Linked DNA regions of Mus musculus: all the other regions are linked to region 1. Evidence: chromatin loops called from intact Hi-C (ENCODE). Cell type or tissue: gastrocnemius. All regions are shown on one strand.

Evidence for each region. Peaks named below come from ENCODE experiments on the same cell type or tissue, not always from the same donor. Only the 100,000 strongest peaks of a DNase experiment are listed, where the experiment ranks them.
Region 2: a loop joins it to region 1, with 10 times the contacts of the local background. A loop is called at or near these places in 13 of 42 quality-filtered maps.
Region 3: a loop joins it to region 1, with 2.9 times the contacts of the local background. A loop is called at or near these places in 10 of 42 quality-filtered maps.

The regions. Positions count from the first base shown.
Region 1 is chr10:82,167,466-82,175,465 of GRCm38, forward strand. No RefSeq gene overlaps it. Among named protein-coding and RNA genes, the nearest start is that of Gm40720, 6.7 kb to the right of the region's middle. In gastrocnemius, a CTCF peak has its summit at 3,547 (motif pointing left); a DNase peak (open chromatin) is centred at 3,549.
Region 2 is chr10:81,497,898-81,505,897 of GRCm38, forward strand. S1pr4 (sphingosine-1-phosphate receptor 4) reads right to left here and starts at 2,240. Exons shown (of 1, transcript NM_010102.2): 1 at 1-2,240. The coding sequence starts at 1,741. The coding sequence ends at 581. It overlaps Gna15 (guanine nucleotide binding protein, alpha 15), which reads right to left. Exons shown (of 7, transcript NM_010304.3): 7 at 4,416-5,208. The coding sequence ends at 4,982. In gastrocnemius, no CTCF peak of the experiment used is centred here; a DNase peak (open chromatin) is centred at 4,935; H3K4me3 peaks cover 2,673 bases; H3K27ac peaks cover 3,262 bases.
Region 3 is chr10:81,639,367-81,647,366 of GRCm38, forward strand. It overlaps Ankrd24 (ankyrin repeat domain 24), which reads left to right. Exons shown (of 20, transcript NM_001374016.1): 11 at 490-570; 12 at 662-769; 13 at 1,402-1,446; 14 at 1,526-1,624; 15 at 2,610-2,682; 16 at 2,935-3,053; 17 at 3,151-4,527; 18 at 6,939-7,067; 19 at 7,427-7,492; 20 at 7,734-8,000. The coding sequence ends at 7,811. Among named protein-coding and RNA genes, the nearest start is that of Gm10778, 5.7 kb to the right of the region's middle. In gastrocnemius, CTCF peaks have their summits at 4,088 and 4,621 (motif pointing right); DNase peaks (open chromatin) are centred at 4,375 and 6,887; H3K4me3 peaks cover 2,584 bases; H3K27ac peaks cover 2,383 bases.

The DNA of each region.
Region 1 (8,000 bases):
AAGGAGCTAGAGGACCCTGTGTAGGGTTCATCCTGGGATGTGGGAACCAGAGGCAAGACTCAGCATCTGGTGTGATTCCGTTTGTTCCCCCTGAGGTCCTTGTACCTCCCAGGCACCCTAACCGTACTAATGAAATAGATGCTATAAGTATTATTTTTTGTACTTGAGGCATGTCTCAGGATTATGGAATCAACTAATACTAAACAGACAGGTGTGCCCTCCCCATTGCAGTTTCTTATTCCAAAATAGGACATAATAGCAACATCTTAATATCTTTGAAGAAAACGTTAAAAAAAAAAAGACAAAGAAATTTGTTTTCTTTTTTAAAAATCAAATATTAGTCTTTTTATTAAATACTGTTAAACTTGTTTTTGGATCAAGGAATTCAAATCTTTTAAATTTTCCTATGTAGTGAACCCGTTCTTTGTGGAAAGGATTTAATGACACAGAACAGGAGCTCTTTTCTCCTTAGGGCAGTGCCTCTTTCTTCTTCCTCTTTCATTTCCTGTGCAGCAGTAGACTACCCAGATAAATAAGGTTGAAGTCAGACAGCAGCCAAAGAAGAAAAGATACAGCCACCACCTGCTTCTTGCCACGTTGGCTACTGCACATGAGCTGCAATCTGCCTGATCCACCTCCTCGTCACTATGTATTCCTGGGAAAGCAATATGCTCAGATGCTTTGATACATAGCAGCACAGTGGACACAGACTCACGTGTTGGATCTGGGTGAGAACCCTGGAAAGAAGCACCATGCTGTTACTCACTGGTTCTCCCGCGGCAAAACTTGCTCCAGAGACCCTCTTTGGCAAGGGCCACTCACCTATATAGGCCTCCCTGGAATAACAACTCCCCTACACTATGATCAGAGATCAAAGGACTTATACCACACAAACTTTTTCCCAGGTCTGTCCTCCACCCAACAAGCACACAGGGTCACTATACTGGAAATTTGCATTTAAGTAGAAATGCTTTCAGTCTCCCAGAGCACTTTATGTTTCTCCTCCTAGGTATAAGGTCTCTAGTATGCACAGTCATTACACACTCAGTGTTGTAGTACAGCTATCTCTTTACCTCAGAACTGGAAAGTCCTGTAGATAACCTTAGGTCAAATTCAAGTAGGAGAAACAAAGCAAAGGGAGGCCATGGATTTGAAAGCAAAGAGGTTATATAGAGGGTCAGGAGAGATGAAAGCGAAAGACCAAATGAAGTAATTATAATCTCAAAAATAAATTTTAAAACATGGTATCAGGCTTTATGGTTCCATGTTCTCAAGAGAATAACAATTTATATTGGAGGCAAACAGAGGATTAACTCATACTTTTTATCCCATTCTCATCCAGAAAACAAATATCAAAAAACAAAAACAAAAACAAAAAAACCCAAAAAACCAACCAGTTAGGCAGGGCCACAAAAATTTGCCCAGCTCTTCTGTTCTCCTTGAACTAGTGTAACTACATAATTTGGTTGCTAAAAGGAAATTCACTTTTTAACTATATTTTTGGTTGCTGTGGTCTGTGCATCCCAATTGAACACTAATCAGATCATTTATCAATCACCTGAAGTTTATTAGCTAACTGTTCACTGGTAACTTCAAGTGTAGACAAAAATTGGAAACCTTTTAACATCCTTCTGGGCACCTCCCCTCTGTTTGCAAATGCAGAAGTCATGATCAGGGCATAGTTCCCTCTACATTTGCAACACCCAATAAAAGGCTGGGCTCTATTAAGCCATGAATCCCCTTGCCTCTCTTTTCTTTTCGGACCTGCATACCTGTATTCCCAGCACTACTGTGGTAGAGGCAGATTTGGGTTTTAAATTCAATTCTCAGTTGACATAGGGCCAGGCAAGCCTGGGATACATGATGTATTTCTCTCAAATAAATTAACAACTATTTGAGAAACATCAAGTCAAATTCTTAATTACTGGGAATCCTTCAAAAATAGAAGCAAATAGAAACCAGAGTAGTGATCTATACACAAAAAAATGAAATTTAAAAGGTGTTACTTTGGTGGTTTGAGTGAGAGTGGCCCTCATGCGCCCTTATGATTGAATAATTGGTCATCAGAGAGTGACTCTCTGATTGAGTGGGATTAGGAAGGGTGGCCTCCTCGGAGTAGGGACGGTCTTGTTGGAAGAAAATTGTCACTGGAGGTAGGCTTTGAGGTTTCAGGATCCAAACCAGACCCAGTGGCTTTCTCTTTTCTTGCTATCTGCTATCCAGATGTAGAATTCAAATACTTTTCCAAGACCATGTCTGCCTGCATGCCACCATGCTCCCACCATGATGACAATGGACTGCATCTTTGAAACTGCAAACAAGCCCCTAATAAATGCTTTCCTTTAGAAGAGACTCTGTGGTCATGTTTTCTCTTCACAGTGTTAGCACACTGAGACAGGTTGGCATTTCGATTTATTTTACTAAAAGGACAGTTAGCTACAGTGATGTTGAAATAGAGTGGGCACTTCTCAGGAAGAGGAAATGCTATTAACAAGAGACTGTATGAGCTTGCCTTGTATAAAATGTTCATTGACGAGTGCTGGATGCTGACACACATGTTATACCAAATGTCCTGTGTCTTAATGCTCTCACCATTGCTACACTTACCAGCATAAGAGTGTTGCCTAATTAGAAATACCAGGGCTCAAGCTAACCTTCAGAAATTGTACTCCCCCAATTCAGTTTTCCTTCATTCTTAAGGCATAAGTTAACCCATCCTGGGAAAGTACAGAAAGTCGTTTATCTTGCCTTATCACATCCTTTATAACATAGACCCCTTCAGTTTAAAGCCTTAAAATAAGGTGGTGGCGCATGCCTTTAATCCCAGCACTTGGGAGGCAGAGGCAGGCAGATTTCTGAGTTTGAGGCTAGCCTGGTCTACAGTGTGAGTTCCAGGACAGCCAGGGCTGAAACCCTGTCTCAAAAAACAAAACAAAACAAAACAAAACAAAACAAAAAAGAAAGAAAGAAATTAATAAAATGAACGGTTTTTTGTTTGTTTTTGTTGCATGGATTATTTTATTGTAAATAAAATGCTCTTAAAGCAAGAATTATATAATATTAAAAGAAATCACACAGAGGAAAGTATTTATATAAAATTAATACAGAAATATATTAAGTTTAGAAAGTGTTAAGAGAGAAATAAATAAACATAGAAGATCAGCTCTCCAGAGAAAGGAGAAAAAGAAATAAATTGCAGTCTCCTAAGGAAGGAGAGAAAAAGAACTAAAGTGAAGTCTCCAAAGAGAGGAGAAAATTATAGGTATTAAGGAGAAGTGTTTTCCATGTTAAAAAATGAAAAATTCTATAGAAGAGAACATTTGGACCCCCTATAGTTTTGTTTGGCTGTCAACATACAAATAGTTATTTTTTCAGTTACGATCACAATTTTATATATCATTTTAAGAGTAATCAGAAGAAAGGAGACTTAGATAAGGAAAAGAAGGAAAATCAAATGCAAGATTGGAGGTGATAGAAAAGAAAATGGAAAATCCTTTGATTCAGAGTAAAGGGGCTTCAGAGGAATCAAATATAATGCCTGTGGTGCCACCTGGTGACAAAATTGCAGAATGGCAGCCTATTATTAAATTTATTATGTTGAATTAAGAATCCAGATTCTTACTGCTGCTACCTTAAAGCTATGTCATACAGTAGATCGTATATTTCACTTTGTACAATTTGAAAACAAAAATGTACATGTGTTGATATAAGTTGATATATGTTCAGAATTCCAAGGGGCTTCTGCCTTGAGTTCTGAAAAGAATGATTCTGGTTTACACATTTATTGGATGTTCTGGCTGTTATGGGAATACTGACGCAAATCAAGACTGACAATGCTGCGGCATATTTCTCTAGTAAAATGAAGTGATTTTTAAATATTATGATATAAAACATATTCCAGATATTCCACACAATCCTATATGACAAGTAGTTATAGATCTAATTGTACTTTAAACAAGATGGTTAACAAACAAAAAGGGATAACAAAGACCCCACTGAGCTAGATTACATAGTTCTTTATTAACTTTAAGTTTTTTGAATGGTAATGAATAAACAGCTGCTGAGAGACACTGCATTTTTGAGAAAAACTGCTGAGCTAAATCAGCCTGTTTATGTAAGGATGCACTTAGCACAGAATGAAAGGAAGAAAATATGTTACATTGGGGAAGAGGTTTGTCTGTGTCTCAACAGGGGAAGAAAAGCTGTGGATTTCATCCAAATTAATAAATATCATATCTGTCTATGGGAGACCCCCTGAAGATTTTTGGCTGCCGACAGGAAGAAAGGAAGGAAGGAAAGAAAGAAGGAAGGAAGGAAGGAAAGAAAGAAGGAAGGAAGGAAGGAAGGAAGGAAGGAAGGAAGGAAAGAAAGAAGGAAGGAAGGAAGGAAGAAAGAAGCACAGAATGGGCAAAGTATATGCTGGTCTCTCTGTATGGGAACAGCTCTGAGATTGGCTGAGACATGGAAATGTCTCCAGTTAGAACCTCAACTCATCGTAGCCAATAAGTCTCATTGACTACAGAATCCGCGAGACTTATCCAAATGGCATGGATAAGAATTTACTGCAGTTTGGTTATACAATCCAAACTAAGTTACAAAAGATATTTAAAGATAACTTACCTGCTCAAACAGAGAGCAGAGAATCCTCTTTAGCTGATTGTTCACACCCCACATTCCATACCTATGTTAATGCAGAATGGATTATTGCTTATGAAACATTACATGCTTACAGACACCAGTGAAGTTCTAGTGGCTGTGACAACATTCACATGTGAGGATGCTGAGAAAGGTGCTTAGATCTTGAGACATATTTATCCCAGCATCCAGCTTTATATAACCTCAGACTACCTCAATAGCTGTTTCAGCAAAACTTGCTTCCAGCACAGCTCAAAACTGCTGAGTCCAGTTGGTACAGGTTTATAGACTGTTTCAATTAGGACTTCATGTAAGCACTGCAGTTTCCCATCACATAGACACACTGGGTCTGTGTGATGGGAAAGATGGCCGGGTAGATGGTTTTTGTTTGTAGGGTGATGGATATTTGTCATCATTTGAATGGGGTTGGTTACAAATTGTTAATGGTCTTGGTAAGAGAAGAAACAAAGTACGGGAGGTTGGTTTCAAGGATTTCTTTTTCTATTTCTTTTTCTTTCCTTTATCATTCTTTCTCTCCTATTTAGAGTTAGGCAAAAGTGGAAAAAGGGATAAGGAAAAAGGGGGGCTATAGGAATAATTAAGTTAAAGGGTAGATTATTGTATCTACTTTTAGACCAAAGAACATTAATAAGCCAAGTAATTTACAATATTCTTTGTATATTGATAGGGTAAGGTTATATTTTATTACAACATACATGTTTCAACTCTTGTTTAAGATATTGTACCTTAGTAATTATTAAAAATGCAACGTTAAGTTCTAGTCCTTTTGAAAATTGCTTTACAAATTGTTTAGCATAGTTAAGAAATGTAAGTTAGAGCCAGGCATGGTGGCACATGTCTTTAATCCCAGCACTTGGGAGGCAGGTGGATTTCTGAATTTGAGGCTAGCCTGGTCTACAAAGTGAGTTCCAGGACAGTCAAGGCTATACAGAGAGACCTTGTCTTGAAAAACCAAAAAAAAAAAGTCAGTCAATCAAACTTACTGATCATGTTTGAGGCTAGCTTAATTAATTACAGAAATGTTTTCTAGGTTGAACAGATAGTACATAGCTAGAAACAAGCAATGTTTGCCATTCAAATATACTAGAGATAGACAGTCTTCAAAAACTTCAGAGATCCACAGAATACAGCATTTAAAGATGTTCTATTAATAAAAGGCATTTCTGACAATGAGACAGGTCAGCTCCTGGCAGCACCCCATTCTACTTCAAAGATGATAAGCATCAAAGATCCACCAAATAGAGTTTTCTTTAAAAGGGGGCAAGCTAGCTATTGAGCAAGAAATTGCCCTTGCTTCAACTAATGACAGCATGCTGTCCAGGCTGGACAGATGAGAATGAGGGAAGTTGACTGCCAGCTTTGCCAGAACAAGGTAAGCAGTCCATAATAATTCCTGCTTCATAGAAAAGTCTATCAGATATTTTAGGCCAGAAGAATGAAGATGATGTTCCAACATTCCAGAAGTATCTTGGGTGACTGTCCATGTAGCCAGGAGCCTCTGTCATCTCTGTAGTTTTGGAAGCTGCTTGCTCAGCACTTCCTGTTTACTCAGTTAGTGTTTATCCTTCCCAGGTCTCTGATGGGGTAGAAGACTACATAGTTATAATCTCACAATTAAGCTTAAGACGTTTAGGATTTAAGAAAATGTTTTAAGGTGTAATAAGATATTTTAAGTTGGTAAGAAAAAGTTATGATAGCACATGATTTAGGTACAGAACTGTAACTCACCAAGATAGGATAGATAGTAGAGAACTTTTTCCAAGGTTGCCAAATGCATGTGGACTAGGATATAAACATAATTTTTACCTGATAGTTTTCATAATTGTTCTTATTATATTTAGTTTATTGATGTTAGACAAAGAGCCTTTTATTGGACTAAAAAGGGAAGATGTAGAGAAAATCTCTTGTGAAATATGTGGAAATACCACCTGTCAATAAAATGCTGATGTCCAGTAAGCTGAGGCAGGATTAGAAGGTTAGATATGGAGAGAGAGAGAAAGAGAGAGAGAGAGAGAGGAGAGAGAGAGATGTGGGGATGTTGGAAGATAGTTAGGAGAGGTAATTAGCCAGCCATGTGGAAGAGATAGAGTAGGTCATATAAGTTATGAGCTAGTTGGGGGATGAGCTAAAGCTTATGGCCGAGGCATTTCTCTATAAGTAATTAATTCTCAGAATCATTATTCTGGGAACAAAGAGGCCAGCTACACTAAGGGTCTGACATCCCCATAAATTTGAGATGAAAATCACTGATTACTTATAAGAGATTATTTCAAGGCTTAGAGGCCATCATCACTCCAGGGTAAATGCCAGGTGCAATGGGGTTTCTAAAATTCTGCCACAATGTCAGAAAGCCAAAACTAATGCAAGATCGTTTTACCCAACTTTTCTTTTTGGGCAGCTTAAACATGCCATCCAATAGCATCCCACTCAATGCACTCTCAAGGAGCATGGGTCTCTATAGAATTCTTGGCCATGATCTTACTGGCTATCTTCATGTTCACAAGTAAGATAGTATAAATAAACATAACCTTATGCTGTGAGACTGACATGCTCGATGTGTTGGAATATGAATGAACGTACTTGACCCCTGCAGGGTCATCTTGGAATGAAAAGGTATCTTCAGCCACCCATCACCTTTTGCTTTCCAGTCTTTTTATTGATTGCTTAAAAGTTGTAACAAAAGTCCCACTGTATCTCAGCCTCTGCAGGGGCTATCAACAACTGTCCAGCCATTTCTATAATCACCATTAGTATGTGGCTCCACATGCTATTTTTCAAGTTCAGGTAGAAATGAGTAGCGCTGATGTGATGGTTTGTATATGCTCAGCCCAGGGAGTGGCACTATTAGAAGTTGTGGTCTTGTTGGAATAAGTGTGTCACTGTGGTTGTGGGCTATAAGACCCCCACTCTAGTTGCCTGGAAGTCAGTATTTTGCTAGCAGCCTTCAGATGAAGATGTAGAACTGTCAGCTCTGCCTGCACCATGCCTGGCTGGACACTGCCATGCTCGTGCCTTGATGATAATAGACTGAACCTCTGAACCTGTAAGCCAGCCCCAATTAAATGTTGTCCTTTATAAGACTTGGATTGGTCATGGTGTCTGTTCACAGCAGTAAAACCCTAACTAAGACATCTGGACATCTAGATCACCTGAGTCCCAGAAATTATATAGTATGCCAGATTGAACATGCCAGCCAGAACATGCCAGTCTAGTATTAGTGTGGGTTTCACGAACCCTTCACGGAAGGCCTGCAAGCAGGACACAGGATTCCTCACTGAAGCAGTGGAGTAGAGCAGTGAAATAGCGCAGGGATTCTTCATGCCACCGATACTGCTCCTGTCTGC
Region 2 (8,000 bases), 670 kb before region 1:
GATTGCCCCAGACCTGGAGTGGGTGGCTCTATCCTCCCCACACAGAGACAGAGAACCTGAACTGGAGGAGGGAGGCCATCGGGGGCAGGCTGCTTGTCCCAATGTAGAAGTCATTGAGAAGAGGGGTGGATGACAGACTGGTGTGCCCTCCAGGCCCCCTTTCATTCTTAAACACGTCAAGTTGCCCTCAAACAAATGGTGCAGGTCCACCCCCATCCCAGCACACCCCCAAAGCACTGTATACCAGTGGGTATGACCAGGAGACACATTACAGTAGCCTGGGCATTGACCTGAACACATGTGACTAAGACAGAACCACAAAGCTCTGTCCTGTCCATGGCCTCGGACATGGCACATCCCCTTTGCTGCCTGGGCGGGGGGGAGGGGCCCTTCAAGGCCCAGACTCACTGGCTCTGGCTCCAGCCACTCTCTGCCAAACATTCATCACGGGGAATTTTGTGGAAGGAACCCGGGGCTTGCTGTCATGTTCTCAGTCACCATCAGGCAAGGTTCTTGTGTCCTGTCCCTTCTCACCTCGTCTGGGAGGGCCTGCTCAGTGGGCAACTGGCTGGTCCAAGCTCTAGGTGCTGCGGACGCTGGAAATGCTGGACAGCGGCTCTCTCATCCTGAAGCTGAGTGACCGAGAAGTCCGAAAACTGTCCCTGGGCCTCAGGGAGCTGTCAGTGGTGGATGCACCGGAGTGGGCCTCGGTGATCCGGGTCAGGCAGTCTCCTGGACCTCGCAGACCTAGCCAGAGACAGCCGCAGCACAGGAAGGCCAGCACAGCGCGCTGCACCTCACGGCTGCGGAAGGAGTAGATGAGAGGATTAATGGCTGAGTTGAACACGGCCAGGGCCAGGATCCAGTCCATGCCACGCAGGTACTCCTGGGCCCAGACATTAGAACCAAAGATGTCAGCCAGGAGCAGGCCAAACAGGGGACCCCAGCACACCACAAAGGCCACCAAGATCATCAGCACGGTGTTGAGTAGCCTGCGGGACTTGCGGCGGGCAGGAGGACGTGGAGACTTCTGCCCATTGGCTCGGACCACTCTAAAGATGGCCCCGTAGAGGCTCAGGATAGCCACTAGGATGAGGGCGAAGACCACCACACAAAAGAGCACATAGCCCTTGGAGTAGAGGGGCAGCAGGCTGGAGCAGCGTGGGAAGGCGCACACACAGTTCCAGCCCAGCAGGGGCAGCAGGCCCAGGATAGCTGCCAGTAGCCAGCACAGACCGATGCAGCCATACACACGGCTGGTCTTGGTGGCCCCACTCTCAGCCACCCGCACCATGGTGGCGAAGCGCTCGCCGGCCGTGAAGAGCAGACTGAAGGTGGATGCGGCCAAGGCCATGAAGAGCAGGCCCTCCCGCAGGAACCAGTGCACCGGTGACAGCTGGAAGGTACGAGTCCCTGACAGCAGCACGTTGACCACGTAGGCCAGGCCTGTGAGCAGGTCACTCAGTGTGATGTTCAGCAGGCAGTAGTACACCCAGCGGCGGGACCGCATGTAGATGGCGATGGCGGCCAGCACCATGGCGTTCTCCAGCACCACCAGGCAACCTGCGGCCACCGACGGCCCCCTCAGCATCCCTAGCCCTCCACCGTCCTCAGAGCCCCCGCGGCTGGCCAGCCTGCCGCTGTGATTGTAGTGCAGGACAATGAGGAGGCTGTGGCCGCTGGCTGCCAGCCGGTGGCAGGACTCTGGGGTCACCAGCGTGGACCAGGTACTGATGTTCATGGCCTCCCCCGGGGACAGACTGAGAGAGGCCTCCGCAGGGTGGAGTCACTGCCTGGCCTGGGTTTCCTGTTGTTTGAAATTTCCTGTTATGCTCAAGGTGCCCCAGAGTGGGTGGGGGTGAGGCCAGGGCAGGGAGGGGCATCCTGAGCAACTGTGGGTGTGACTCTGGGGGCTCTGAGCTAGAGAGCATGATCTCTCATGGCACCCCACCCAGGACCAAATTTCCCTCTTTGGATGGGAGGCAAGCACTAGATGGGGAGTCACTACTGGACAATGGGCATAGCCTGGCATCCAAGATCCCTCTGCCCACCCCCTTGTGCCCAACTGTTCCAACTGTATGCTTATATATACAGCAGGTGCCTAATAAGTATTTGTCAACTGTACACAGAAAGCGTGCCATAGGCAGAGGCAGGCGGATTTCTGAGTTCGAGGCCAGCCTGGTCTATAAAGTGAGTTCCAGGACAGCCAGGGCTACACAGAGAAACCCTGTCTCGAAAAACCAAAAAAAAAAAAAAAAAGGAAAAGACAGAATGTCATAAATGTTTGTCACTTGTATACACCAGCCAAGCCTTAATCAATGTCATCCAAACACATCAAGTACCACCCATGCATAACAGGTGCTTAATATCTTTTTAGAATTTTTGTTACATTTATTGATTGACTGTGTGTGTCCTTTCATGTGCTGGGGTCAGAGGGCAACTCACAGGAGTCCATTCTCCCCTTCTACCATGTGGGTCCTTAGAGCTTTGCCTCAGGCACCTTTACCCCTGAACTGTTCACTGGTGCTTAATCAGTGTTTGCTGTGTGTACACAGAAGGTGCTTAAAAAATGTGTCACATTGGGTGTAGCAGCACATGCCATTAGTATCAGTTCTTGGAAGGCAGAGGCAGGAGGACCTCTGTAAGTTCCAGGCCAGCCTGGGCTACATAATAGAGACACCCTGTCTAAAAAAAAAATACAAATACCTAATAATAATAATAATAATAATAATAATAATAATAATAAATATGTGCCACCAATACATAGTAGGTGCTTAAAATCACCTATTAAAGAAAAAGTCATCTGCACACACCAGGCGCTTAATAAGATTTTGTTGCCTGTACTAGGGATGCTTCATAGTGCTTGTCAACACACAGCAAACAGCAGGTGTCTAATCAATGTGCAAGGACACCTGTAGCTCCCCTGGCAGTGCCAACTCAGCCTCAGCCTACACAATTGTTCTGTGCTTTGACCCCAGCCTCAACCCCTTCCCTGCACTGAGCCCCAATCCCCAGTCTCAGCTCCTTCCCTGCACTGAGCCCCAATCCCAGCCTCAGCCCCTTCCTGCACTGAGCCCCAACCCTACCTGAGCACAGCTCTTGCTCTGTGCCATGACCCTGAAGAGACTTGATGTCAGACAGTGCACAAACTCTGGCCAGGGCCCCTCTGCACTGACTCCCCAAACCTCTACCCTATACTGAGCCTTTATCCCAGAATGAACCCTGAGCCTGAATAACATAGTCACAGACACAACATAGTGCTGACTAAAGGCCAACTCCAGCCAAGCCCATGACTGGGCCTCATGCACTGAGTTCAAGTGAGTACTGGGGTTCAGCATGAAGGAGGACTGAGCACAGCACCCCAGAATGAGTGCAGACAGAACGGTCACCTGCAGCCTGCTATGGAAGCTGATGTGGTATGAAGCAGGCACCATAACAGAACAGAAGATTACGAACACTTGACCTCCACAGCAGGCACTTAGTCAGTCTTCAAGAACAGCTCTCGCCAGGCGTGGTGGCGCACGCCTTTAATCCCAGCACTTGGGAGGCAAGGGCAGGCAGATTTCTGAGTTCGAGGCCAGCCTGGTCTACAGAGTAAGTTCCAGGACAGCCAGAGCTATACAGAGAAACCCTGTCTCAAAAAAACAAAAACAAAATAAAACAAACCAAAACCAAACCCCCAAAAAAGAACAGCTCTTTGCTCTTTGAGTATGTAACCAAGCTGGGCAAGTACCATCTCCCTGCCCGAAATGCACCCTGAAGACAGCACCAGGGCCCTTGTACAAGACAATACTCTGGGATGCTTCAGGTAGATGCAAAAATGTTGGCAGGCACAAAACAACAGTAGAGTCCAGCTTAGAATTCCTAAGACTCTGGCTGCCATCCCCAGCACCCAGACCAAGCCATTCTGTGTCTCAGAGTGAAGTACTATGCAGCAGTGTAAGGAGATATGTCTAAGGAAGCTGGAGGGAGTTCAGTTAGTAAAGTGCAGCTTACTCTGCATCTGGATTCTCCTGAGAACAGCCAGATCTCTAACTCCAGTGCTTGGAAGGCATGGGCGGGTTGTGGGGTGACTGGGTGACAGGGACACAAAACACAAGCGCAGATGACTCAGCTCTATACCCTAGTCTGTGATGTTTTCTTCAGTCGCTCCCTGGGTCTCTCACCGAACCTGGGGCTTGTTGATGAGCAGGGCAGTTGCCAACTCCTGCATTTTACCCTCCGAGCCACTCCAACCCCCTACTCCATTCTGTGCCTAGATTTGACATTGTCTCTGTGAGTCAATACCCTGGCCCTGGCCCCTGCCAGGCTCACAGTGAGAACACTGAGCTGTAATTTAGGACATGAAACTTGCAATCCTCCTGCCTCAGCGCCTGAGAGCTGAGATATTTCTCTCTTCCTCAGTTCCCTGATTGTTTGTTTTTAAATTACATTTATTTATCTGTGTGGGTAGGTGTGTCACCACCATGCACGCCTGAGGAGATAGAGAACTTCTCCTAGGACTCCGCTCCCTCTCTCTGTCCACTGAACAGGTCCTGAAGTCCAGTTGTCAGGCTTGGTGGCAAGGCACTCTCACCAGCCATCTTGCCGACCTCGGTTTCCCCTTTGGTAAGATGAAATGGTCCCCACAGGAAGATGTGAACAGGGCCCCTGGGAAGTCACAAGGTCCCGGACAGTTCTATCCGGTTTTGTTTGTTTTTGAAAACATGGTCCTGGAACTCACAGAAATCCTCCTGCCTCTGCCTCCGGAGCGCTGGGGTTAAAGACCCGGCTCATGTCCTTTCTCCAACAACTAGAAGAAGGGCGAGGGAATAAATTACAGGGGAGCTGGGCTTGGGGGCCCAGTAGGAAGCAGGGACTCTCTCCCTGTGGGCTGGCTTCCCCACTTGGCAGCTCCTGGACCTGCAGTTCCACGCGCGGCCACCAGGGGGAGGTATGTCCTCGCCACGACCGCGTCGCGCTTGGGGTTCCCTGTCCCGCGTCACAGCAGGTTGATCTCGTCCAGGTACCGGGCCAGCACCGAGTCCCGCACGTCCTTGAACACGCTGCGGACGCTTTGCGTGTCCGTGGCACAGGTGAAGTGTGCGAAGAAGCGGCGCGCGCGGGAGCCTTTCCTGCCACCGTCCTGGGGCTCTGCGCAGCTCGCGTACACGCGCGCATACATGTCCAAGATGAAGCTCTTGGCGGCCTCTGCGTCTCGCCGGGGTCCTGCAGAGAGGGAGAGGGGTTGAGTGGGCTCCCTTTTATAGCCCAGGCTGGCCGCAAACTCCCTACATAGCCCGGGATTACCCTGGTTTCCCTAAATAGCCCAGGCTGCCCTCCAGGTCAGTCTGTAGCCCTGGCTGACTTTGAACTCTTGATCTCCTCAGAGCTGGATGATGGGTGAGCGGCATCAAGCCTGGTTTGTGTAGTGCTGGGGATTCAACTCAGGTCTTTGTGACAGCTCTGGGGATCCTTCACTAGGCGGGGATGGGGGCGCAGAGCCACTCAGGCCATCCTTACTGAAGACAGGCGCCATGTGTGTCAGTCCCTGAAATGGCGCTGTCAGGCTCAGCTTGAGGACTCAAGTGCTAAGATGGGAGAGGCCGCCCGCAGTGGGAACTCTGTGGGCTCGAATCCTGCTTCCAGGACAAAGGCAATGGCTCAGAGGATAAGAGTGCTTGCTGCCAAGCCTGGGAACCTGAGTTCGAATCCCTAGCATTCAAGAAAAACAGGAGTGTGCCTATGCATGTGCCTATAACTTCAGTTCTGGGAGTAGGGGTATGGAAGCAGGGACTCCGGAAGGAGGCAAAAATGGACAGAGTAGGACTCAGGCAGCCTCCATGTGTCCCACGCCTGCTTCAATTCCTCTCTGGCTCAACTGCCAGCCAGTGGCTGCCCCTCTCTGTGCCTCGATTTCTCCATCTCTGCAATGGGCACATCCTGCTCTATGGACGTGCTTTCTTTTTCTTTGAATCTGACCAGAGTGCCATGAGTTTTCCTTTGTGTTACTTTCTCTGTGTGTGGTTGGGTGCATGGATGTGTGTACACTCAGGTGCAGGGCAGAGGGATGCCTTGGCTGTGGTTCTTTTCTGAGTCAGAGCCTCACAGAACTTGGAGCTCACTAATTGGCTAGGCAGTATACCTGGTGATGCTGGAGGGATCCTCCTGGATCAGCCCAACACCATGCCAACTGAACTATTTGTGATGAACCCAGGTCCCTATGCTTGCATGTGCCACACCCTTTACTCACTGAGCCAAGAGCAATGCCTCTTCAGATTCAAGGTTTCAATCTTTTGTTTCCCTATGACGGGGTATCTCTGTGTAGTCCTGGCTTTTCTGGAACTCACACTTTAGACCAGGCTGGTCTTGAACTCACAGATCCTCCTTCATCTGTCTACTGAGTGCTGGGATAAAAGGTGTGTGCCACCACTCCCTGAGTTTAAGTTGTTTCCTGGCAATATTGGGAATAGAGACCAGGGTCTCTCACTTGCTAGGCAAGCACCCTGCTGTTGAGCCACATCCTTAGGTATTTTTAGACTTTTAAAGCAAGTAACTAGGAAAAAATTGTCAGTTTGGGCTTTGTTTCCAGTGACATGGCTAAATGCACCAAGAAGATAGGGCTTGTCAGAAATACGGGACCTGCTATGGTGCCTCCCTCCGGAAAATGGTGAAGAAAATTGAAATCAGCCAGCACTCCAAGTAAACTTGCTCCTTCTGGGATAAGACCAAGATGAAGAGATGAGCTTTTGGCATCTGGCATTGAGGTTCCTGCATGAAAACAGTGGCCAGCGGGTGCCTGGATCTACAACACCACCTCTGCAGTCACAGTGAAGTCTGCCATCAGAAAACCGAAGTAACTGAAAGACCATAGAAGCCCTAACGTCTGAGACTCGCCTAGCCCACAATAAATGGGTTAATTTACATAACAAAAAGGAAAGAAAGAGAGAGAGAGAGAGAGAAAGAGGGAAAGAAAGAAAGAAAGAAAGAAAGAAAGAAAGAAGGAAGGAAGGAAGGAAAGAAAGAAAGAAAGAAAGAAAGAAAGAAAGAAAGAAAGAAAGAAAGAAAGGAAGAAAGGAAGGAAAGGAAAGAAAAAGAAAAAATTGTCAGAGAACACAAAACACGGGAGGAAATGTCAGCGGTAAATAAGGTTTTTGGATCTGTCCATGGTGTTTGAATGAGCGCTGTCCCCACAGGCTGGTGTGTTGATGCTTGGTCCCCAGTTTGTGGACCTGTTTGGAGAGGATGAGGAGGTATGGCCTTCTTGGAGGAGGTGTGGCCTGGTTGTAAATGTGTGGCTCTATTTTAGGAGGTGTGGTCTTGTTGTGGGGGCGTGGTCTTTTGTAGGGGTGTGGCCTAGTTGGAAGAGGTGTGTCACTGGGGATTCCAAGGCCATCAGTTGCCAGGTTTCGTCTCCTTCTCTCTCTGCCTGCTTCTGACAGTCGCTCTGGGTGTGGAGCTCTCCACTACTGCTCAGCGCCGTGCTTGTCCTCTTCCCGCCATGATGGTTACAGACTAACCCTCTGAGTTTCGGAGGTAAACGAACCAGTGATAAAACACTTCCTTTACCCGAGTTGCTGTGGTCATGGAATAGATCAGTGACTGAAGCACTGTGCCAGCCCGATGGTGTAAACAGTCCGTCCAAACCACCCATTTCCTCCGCCCAGCCTCTTGAGGCCACAGCCTGGTTCTCGAGATGTCTCAGCTAAGACAGGGCTGGGACAGCATAGCAGGGCTTTTAGAAGCTCTCAGCTGCAATAAAGCCAGTGTCAAATTCCCATAGCAGAGGTCACCAGAGTTGAATGTGAGTGACATTTGACCTGGCATCAAGCATGGATTGTTGAAGGGGCTGAGACAAAAGTCTCCCCCAGAATCTTATCTGCCCAGCATTGTAGATCATTGCCTGATTCCCAGTGGGTGTTTCATGCTCACCAGTTTTGGATCTCAGGTCTCCTAAGTTGGCAGGAAACTCAGTTCTGTTGGTTTAGGGCCCTGGGCACTGTCCTCTGCCCCAGCAGCCA
Region 3 (8,000 bases), 530 kb before region 1:
CGTCCCCAGTGCTATGCACCACTCACTGTCCCCTGACCTACAGGAAGAGACAGACCTCTATGTACAGAGTTCTGTCATGGCCCCTATCCAGGATCTGTCCCTGCTCAGTGGCAGTGACACGAACACCAGCAGTCCTGCACACTAGGGACAGTGGATCTGGGACAGGTGACTGAGGACTGGGGTTGCTAAGGGCTGCTTCAGGCAGAGCAAGAGCGGGCCTGGCCACTTTCCACATTCCTGCCCTGGGTCTGCTGTGTCTCAGGCTTCATGGAGAATAGAAAATGACATAGAAGCCGACAGAGCCAGGGAAAGTATAAAGTACCAACAGCGAACCGTACGATCTAGAGTAAGTGGGAAGACACGGGGTCCTTCACAGTATGGAGGAGGCAGGGGAGCTGAGGCTGCTGACAGCAGCGGGTGGTCACATTGTATCCCCGAAGTGGATCCTGGCCCTGTACCCATGTGCTACACCCCCTCTGCCCATACCAGAACTCAGTGTCAAGCCATGAGAAACAAGGAGCCCCCAAGAAGAGGAAGGCACCCCAGCCTCCAGCCAGCACACCAGTTCCTGTAAGAGTTGGGGGGAGCCTGTGGCAAGGTGGGATTCTGCTAGCTCTAGAGACTTTACCTAAAGTGGTGTCCCCTGATGGGGAGGGGACAGGACGATCGGGATGCTTATGAGGAGATTGTACGCCTGAGACAAGAGAGAGGCCGGCTCCTGCAAAAGATCAGGGGCCTGGAACAGCACAAGGAACGGAGGAGGAAGGAGGTTAGGAGGCTGCAGCCCTGCAGTCTGGAGCAATTCCCTGGGATATCATACCACCTACCTTCCTATCCTTCCTTCACCCTTTCTTCCCCACTGTCCCTTTGCTCCTGACATGCAGCCCCCTCACTGGCCTTTCAACAATGCAGGCTCTGTTCAGCCCTAGGGCCTTTGCCCATGGTGTCTGCAGTACAGAATTGCTGTCTCTCCAGCTGTCCCCAAGGCTCCCTTTCTCCAACATCTCCCCTGCCACCATATTTGAAATTGTATGCTTCTTTCATTTCACCAGAGCACTCTACCACTCAAAGGCATGCTCGTGAGGGCAGGCTTGCCCATAAGGGCAGGCTCAGGTGAAAGTGCTGAGCTCAGAGTGGATGAATACTGGATGAGGAGTGGCCCACGGTGAGGAATGAGTGAACGCATGCATGCATGAATGAATGAATGGCCCTGCACAGGATCTGCTACACAGCAGGCAATGTACCTAAGCGCCCTGGGTGAAAGAACAGAATGGGGTCTGACAGTGTGAAGGATCGGTCAGAGTGGCACATAGTAGGTGCTCAGTGTACATGGAAAAAAGCCATGGCTACCAGACACTAGGTGGTAGGTGGCTGTCCAGTCCCAACCACTTCTACCTGCAGCCCCTGGAGGCGGAGGCCAGCTCAGTGCACAGCCTGGAGAGACAGGTAGGTGAGGAGGGCACAGCCAGTGTTTGGGAGGGTCCAGTGTCCTGAAGTCCTCAAGTGCTGACCTAGGCCTCTGTAGGTGCAGGAGCTGCAACAGATGCTGGCGGAGAAGCAGGAGGAGAAGGAGAGCCTGGGCCGGGAGGTGGAGAGCCTGCAGAGCCGTCTGTCCCTGCTGGAGGTGGGTGGGGCTTGGGAGTGCAGAGCCACAGAAGGAAGGTCCCTAGGGATTAGGGCGTTGCCTTAGGGGCAGGGCAAGAGGCTGGGTGGGGTGGAGCTTGGAATGGCCAAAGAGATGTAAGGAAAAGCAGGGAGTGAATGTGGAAAGAGGCTTTCATCAAAGTGTGTCCTGCCAGTGTTGGGAGGGGTAAGGGGTGGGGTCCCAGCATGGGTGAGGAGTGTGGTAGAGTGTGGCCAACTCTGACATGCCAGAACTTCACCTATGCACCATGGTGCATCCATAATGTCCCAGCCACACATGACTTCCATAAAAATCACACACTTATCAAGACTTCTGCAAACACACGCACCCATGCAAAGATTCTAGCCCCTCTGACACACACATCACAATCACACGTGCCCCAAACATATAAATATACCAGTCACACACAGGCCACAGCCCTCACACAGACACAGACACCCACACACTGCTCAGAGTGTGCAATTAGAGTTGGTGATATAGACCAGTCAATAAAGAGGTTGCTGCCAACCCTACTGACCTGAGTCCACTCCCCACATGACAGAAGGAGAGAACCAATTCTTCTGACTGCTGACTTGTACTGTGGCGTGTGTGCACATCCTGCAGGCACACACAGAATAAGTGTGATAAAATGTCCCTCCAAGCACACCATGGCACAGACATACACAGAGATGAGCATGTATTTGGGGATGTGCTGGGATTCAAGCCCAGAGCCAGACTCTGGCCAGAACATCCCTCAGTGATGAGTGCTTGCCTAGCATGTGTGAAGGCCCTGGTCCATACCTGCATCTCACTAGAAGGTGGAAGGGCCATTTGGGTGCTCAGCAGACACAGACACAGCCAGTTTGGAGCTGACCCCCAATCCCGCTGTTGTGTGGATATATGGACATTGTCAGTTTGGGAGGACCTAAAGTCTCTTGTCAGTAAGGAGCAGGGTCTGAAGGTCTACTTTGTGCTGGACTCCTAGAATGAGAGAGAAAACACAAGCTATGATGTAGCTACCCTGCAGGATGAGGAGGGTGAGATGCCTGACTTCCCAGGTGAGATCTGCCCCTCCACACACACACACACACCCTCCCTGCTGCCTACCCGGGATTCTGAGGGGTGGATGGCCATGTGGACACAAAACCACGACCATGGCCTTCCATGGAGGAGGCACATGATGCCAGAAGGGCACAGACACTATGATCCCCACCTGCCTGAGGCAATGCACCTCCCCACTGAGCAGTTCCTGACTGTCCCTCATGGCATGTGTCCCCAGCCTGACTCTGTGCTGTTCTCAACCTTGTCAGGAGCTGATGCACTGATGCCAAAGAACCAGAGTCCATCAGCAGAGGAAATAGTTGCTTCCCTACAGGAGCAGGTGGCTCAGCTCACCAGGCAGAACCAGGAGCTGCTGGAAAAGGTCCAGGTGGGGAAACTGAGGCAGTGGACATCTCTGCAGACCTCGGGGTGGGCAGGGAACATGGTGAGCCCACCTCTTAGCCTGCCTGCCTCCCCACCCCCAGATCCTTGAGGAGTTTGAAAAGGATGAGGCGCAGATGGCAGAAGAAAGTCAGGCCGAGGTCGTCCCCCTGGTCTTGTATGAATCCTTACGGGCAGAGCTTGAGCAGCTTCGGAGGCAATACACAGAGGCCATGCATTCGCAGCAGCAGCAGCAGGAGGGGGAGCCACCCAGGGCTCAAGAAGGAGAAGAGACAGCATACCAGGAAATCAAGGATAAGGGAATCACTATCCAGAATGGACCCAGCGTCCCAGACCTCAACGGCACCACATATGCAGAAACCAAAGCAAATGGAATGGAACTCCAAGCAGGAGGCTCCAAGGGTGTCTGGAATACTGAAGCAGGGGTTTCAGAAGCAGCACCCATAGAACCCGAGGCTGCAGGTTCAGAGGCCACGGGGAAAGACAGACTGGCAGCCAAGGAAATGGACACTAGTGCTACTATGGCTGAGGCCCTAAATGTGAAAGCTCTAGGTGACAATGCCGAAAGTGAGCCAGTGGCTGCCGAAGATACAGGAGGAAAAGAGAATCCAGGAATGAAAGCTGATGAGGTGGATGTGTTGGCACAGGCAGGGCTCACAGGTACAGTGATTAGAAACATGGAGGCCATCGGAGTGCGGGATACAGGAATTCAGGCCACAGGATTAGAGGCTAAGGCAGTGAAGACCACTGGAGTGCAGGCCACAGTGGCGGAGGTCATAGGAGTGAAGGTCACAGGAGTGCAGACCACAGCGATAGAAGCTATAGGAGTCAAGGACACCACCCAGGTGGCCACAGGAGCGCAGGCCGATTGCTGGCAGGCCACGGAGGCAGACTGCACCGGAGCGCAGGACACAGCTATGGAGCCCACGGGGGCACAGGCCACTGTGACAGAGACTACGGAAGCCGAGACCAGCGGCACGGAGGACCCTTGCGCTGCGATCCTGCACCCGGGGGCGGCGGCGGCGGCGCTGCAGGCCGAGCTGGAGACCCGGATCCGCGGTCTGGAGGAGGCGCTACGCAGAAGGGAGCGGGAGGCTGCGGCCGAGTTAGAGGCTGCTCGGGGCCGTTTTGCAGAGGCTGAGGAGGCGGCGCGGGGGCGGAGCCGCGAGCTAGAGGCGCTTCGGGAATTGCTGGCCACGGCCACGGCTACCGGCGAGCGCGCACGCACAGAGGCCGCCGAGTTGCGCCAAGCGCTAGCTGCCTCCGAGGCTCGGGTCGCCGAACTCAGCTCTACCGTGGACGCCGCTCGCGAGGAGCTGGAGCGCATGCGCGGGGCCTCGGTTCCTGCGGACGAGCACGAGCACGCGCTGAGCGCCCTGCGCGACCACGTGACCCGGCTGCAGGCGCAGCTGGCGGACCTGGCGCGCAGGCACGAGAAGACTAGCGCAGAGGTCTTCCAGGTGAGCGCCTGCGCCAGGCTGTCCTTTCAGAGGATTTCCGCGTGGGCCTGGGCGTCTGCGTGAATGTCTATCACATATACGCAGTACTCCGGAGGCCAGAAGAGGGCGTCCGATTTACTGGATGTTGGAGTTACAGACATGAGCCACCGCGTGGGTGTTGGGAACTGAACCCTGGTCTTCTGCAAGAGCAGTGATCTAACCCCCTTTGCTATTTCTCCAGCCCATAGTATTTCTATTTAGTTTTAATTTATTATTTTCTATGTGGTGCACACACATGGCATGGTGGGAAAGTCAGATGGCAGCCTGTGGGACACAGTCCTCTCTTTCTCATGTGGATCCTGAGCACCAACCAAGGCTATTAGGCTTAGCTGCAAGCACCTTTACCCTGAGCCATTCCCGAGCCCCCTGGTCTGTGTGTGTGTGTGTGTGTGTGTGTGTGTGTGTGTGTGTGTGTGTTTTGTTTTGTTTTTATAGCAGAGACTTGTGTGGTTGAGGCTGATTTTGAAAGCCTGATCCTTTAGCGTCTACCTCCCAATTAGAGGGATGATAGGTGTAGCATCAGTAGGACCTGTTTACACAGAGGTGCATGTTGGGCCAGCTCTCTACCCACTGAGTCCCATCTGAGTTGAAAATTTTGTTTTTGCCAACTATATTGTGTGCCCATAGCTTCACAGTGAGGCCCTGTCTCAACAAAACAAAACAAAAAAAGCGAACAAACTTCCTTAGAAGGGATTGTGTGTGTGTGTGAGACAGTTTTCGTTCTTGCTTTGGCCTTGAAGTCACAGTGTAGCTTTGGAACTCCTGATCCTCCTGCCTCAGCTTCCCGAGTATCTGGGTCACAGGCTTGCACCACAAATGAGGCCACCAGGGCACAAAGAGGCCTAACCAGCTGTCCAGGGACAAACAGCCAGTAGCCAGTGGCTCTTGGCAGGACCGGGATGTTACCAGGGTCGGGTGGGAATCAGAACCTTCCTTGAGGTGGAATGGTATCAGTTCAGCATGGAAGGGTGGGAAGAGCCGAAGGATCCAAGCCACTTTGGGGTCTAAATGTCCCGAGAGTCACGCATGGGCTTGGGCCACAGGTGCAGCGTGAGGCATTGTTTATGAAGAGCGAGAGGCACGCAGCCGAGGCCCAGCTGGCCACGGCCGAGCAGCAGCTCCGGGGGCTTCGTACAGAGGCCGAGAGGGCGCGCCAGGCCCAGAGCCGTGCCCAGGAGGCCCTGGACAAAGCCAAGGAGAAGGACAAGAAGGTGGGTTCCCTCCTTGCTCACTGTTGGTGTCCACTAACCCGAGATTACACAAAACTGAAGAACCTCCCAGCCAGCAAGGGCTTGAGAATTTAGCCCATTTCTCACATGTGAAACTGAGTCCCAGAGAAGGAAGAAAGTCTCAGCAGATTCACTTTTGGTGTTGATATGCAATGGTAACCATGGTAACAGATATCCAGCCTGTAACGTGTTCTCTAATTATCCCCATTTGAAGTAATATGCACAGAGAGGTGATACCACTCCGACAAGGTTACATGGCCACGAAATGGGTCATAAGCTGGGATTTGAACCCATTTACATATTTAAAAATGTTTAAAATGACACATATTTATTTATGTTGGACTTGGAGCATGCATGTGTGGTCAGAGGACAACTTGCCTGAATCCATATTGTGCAAGCATGTGGGTCCCAGGGATTAAACTCAGGTAGAGAGACAGGCTTGGCAGCACGTGTCTTTACCCCTGAGCTGTATCATTGGCCCCCAATTGTATCTTTTTGTGTATGCCCCTTGTGTGCATGTGCATGCGTGGAAGTCACAGGTCAATGTTGGGCATCCCATAAAATGAGATAAAAATCCTAAGTTGGCTTTATGGGTTGCTGGGTCTGGCCAGGCAGCCCCAGGCCCTGTTTTTTTTTCCAAGGTGTGCCAACACAGGCCTTAAGATAAGGGGATGCAGGGTGTTTTCTATGAAGAACCAAACCAAAACAAAAAACTGTATTTATTGACCTGGAGGCTCCATAATGTCTGGTCCCTGTTTGCTGTGAACAGACATGGCTGTGTAACAATAAAACTTTATTAATAAGTGTCATATGTGATTTGGAATCCCTTCAGTGGTCACAAAATAGATCTTTCTTTGGATTTCTTTTTCTCCAGATATTTAAAAATATGAGGAACATTTTAAGCCCTGGGCTGTATAAATACAGAGTTTTTTGGAATGTTCTCACAGCATTCGGAATTCTCCTCAAATGAGGGGATTCCTGGACTGTGTTCTGGCAAGCACCAGTGTGGTCAGAGGCTGAGTCAGCTCAGCTCCTGGCTCGAATCAGTGACCCTGTGCCAGGCTGCCCAGGAAAGGTGCCAGAGGTTCCTGGTCCCTGCCTGGCTCGGCATGTTCACTCACAGGGTCCCCTCCCTTTTGCCAGATCACAGACCTGTCCAAAGAAGTCTTTACACTGAAGGAGGCTCTGAAGGTGCAGCAGTCCACCCCAGCCAGCTCCAAGGAGGAGGAGGCTCTGCGCGGCCAGGTGACAGCCCTGCAGCAGCAGATACAGGTACTGGCTCTGTATATGGGGCAGGGGTGATGGGAGCCATAGACAGAGCAATCGGGGTAGAGGTGGGGGTGGCTGGCAGGGTACAGGCTGGGCAGGGGACCTCAGACACTTCCCGAGGCAGTCACTAGCAGCCACTGGACATGGGGTTTTGACTCTGTGGGCGTGTCTCCCTCTAGATGGGCTTCCCTCCCTTTCCATTCCAAGCCCCCTTCTCTCCTTCCCTTCCCTCCTGTTCCCTTCCTCCTTCTCCACCTCTCTTTTGTGGCAGGGTCTCAGGTAGACCAGGCTGACCTCAAATTCACAATGTACACAAGGATGACCTTGTACCTCTGATATCCCCATCTCCCGTGTGTCCACAGGAGGAGGCCCGGGAGCATGGCGCTGTGGTGGCTTTATACCGCACCCATCTCCTGTATGCCATTCAGGTGAGTCCTCTGCCTCCTGACTCCAGTCCAGCTTTATTGATCCCCTGACACTACCTGGGCCTCGGTTTCTCCTTCTGTTCAGAGCCAGCCTCATGGTTTCTGGGAACATCCCTGTGCACTGACTTATTTCTTGGGGGCATTGATACCCTGGGTTTGAATAGACAGATTTGCAAGGGAAAGGGTAGCATCTACCAGAAGCATCAGGGTGTGACTCTGCCTCTGTCATCTCCCACCTCACCAGGGACAGATGGATGAGGATGTACAGTGCATTTTGAGCCAGATTCTGCAGATGCAGCGGCTTCAGGCTCAGGGTCGCTGAGGACACAGCTCAACTGTTCAGTCTCCATCCTTCACCTCTACAAGCAGAAGCCACAGACACCATCTTCCCCAGCTCCCAGGGGATGAACAAGATTCAACACTCAATGGGAGACCAGCCTGGGGCCTTATCGATGGTGGCCAGCTGACCACCCCACACTCCCTATAGTCTGTTCCTCTGATTCCCAGCACT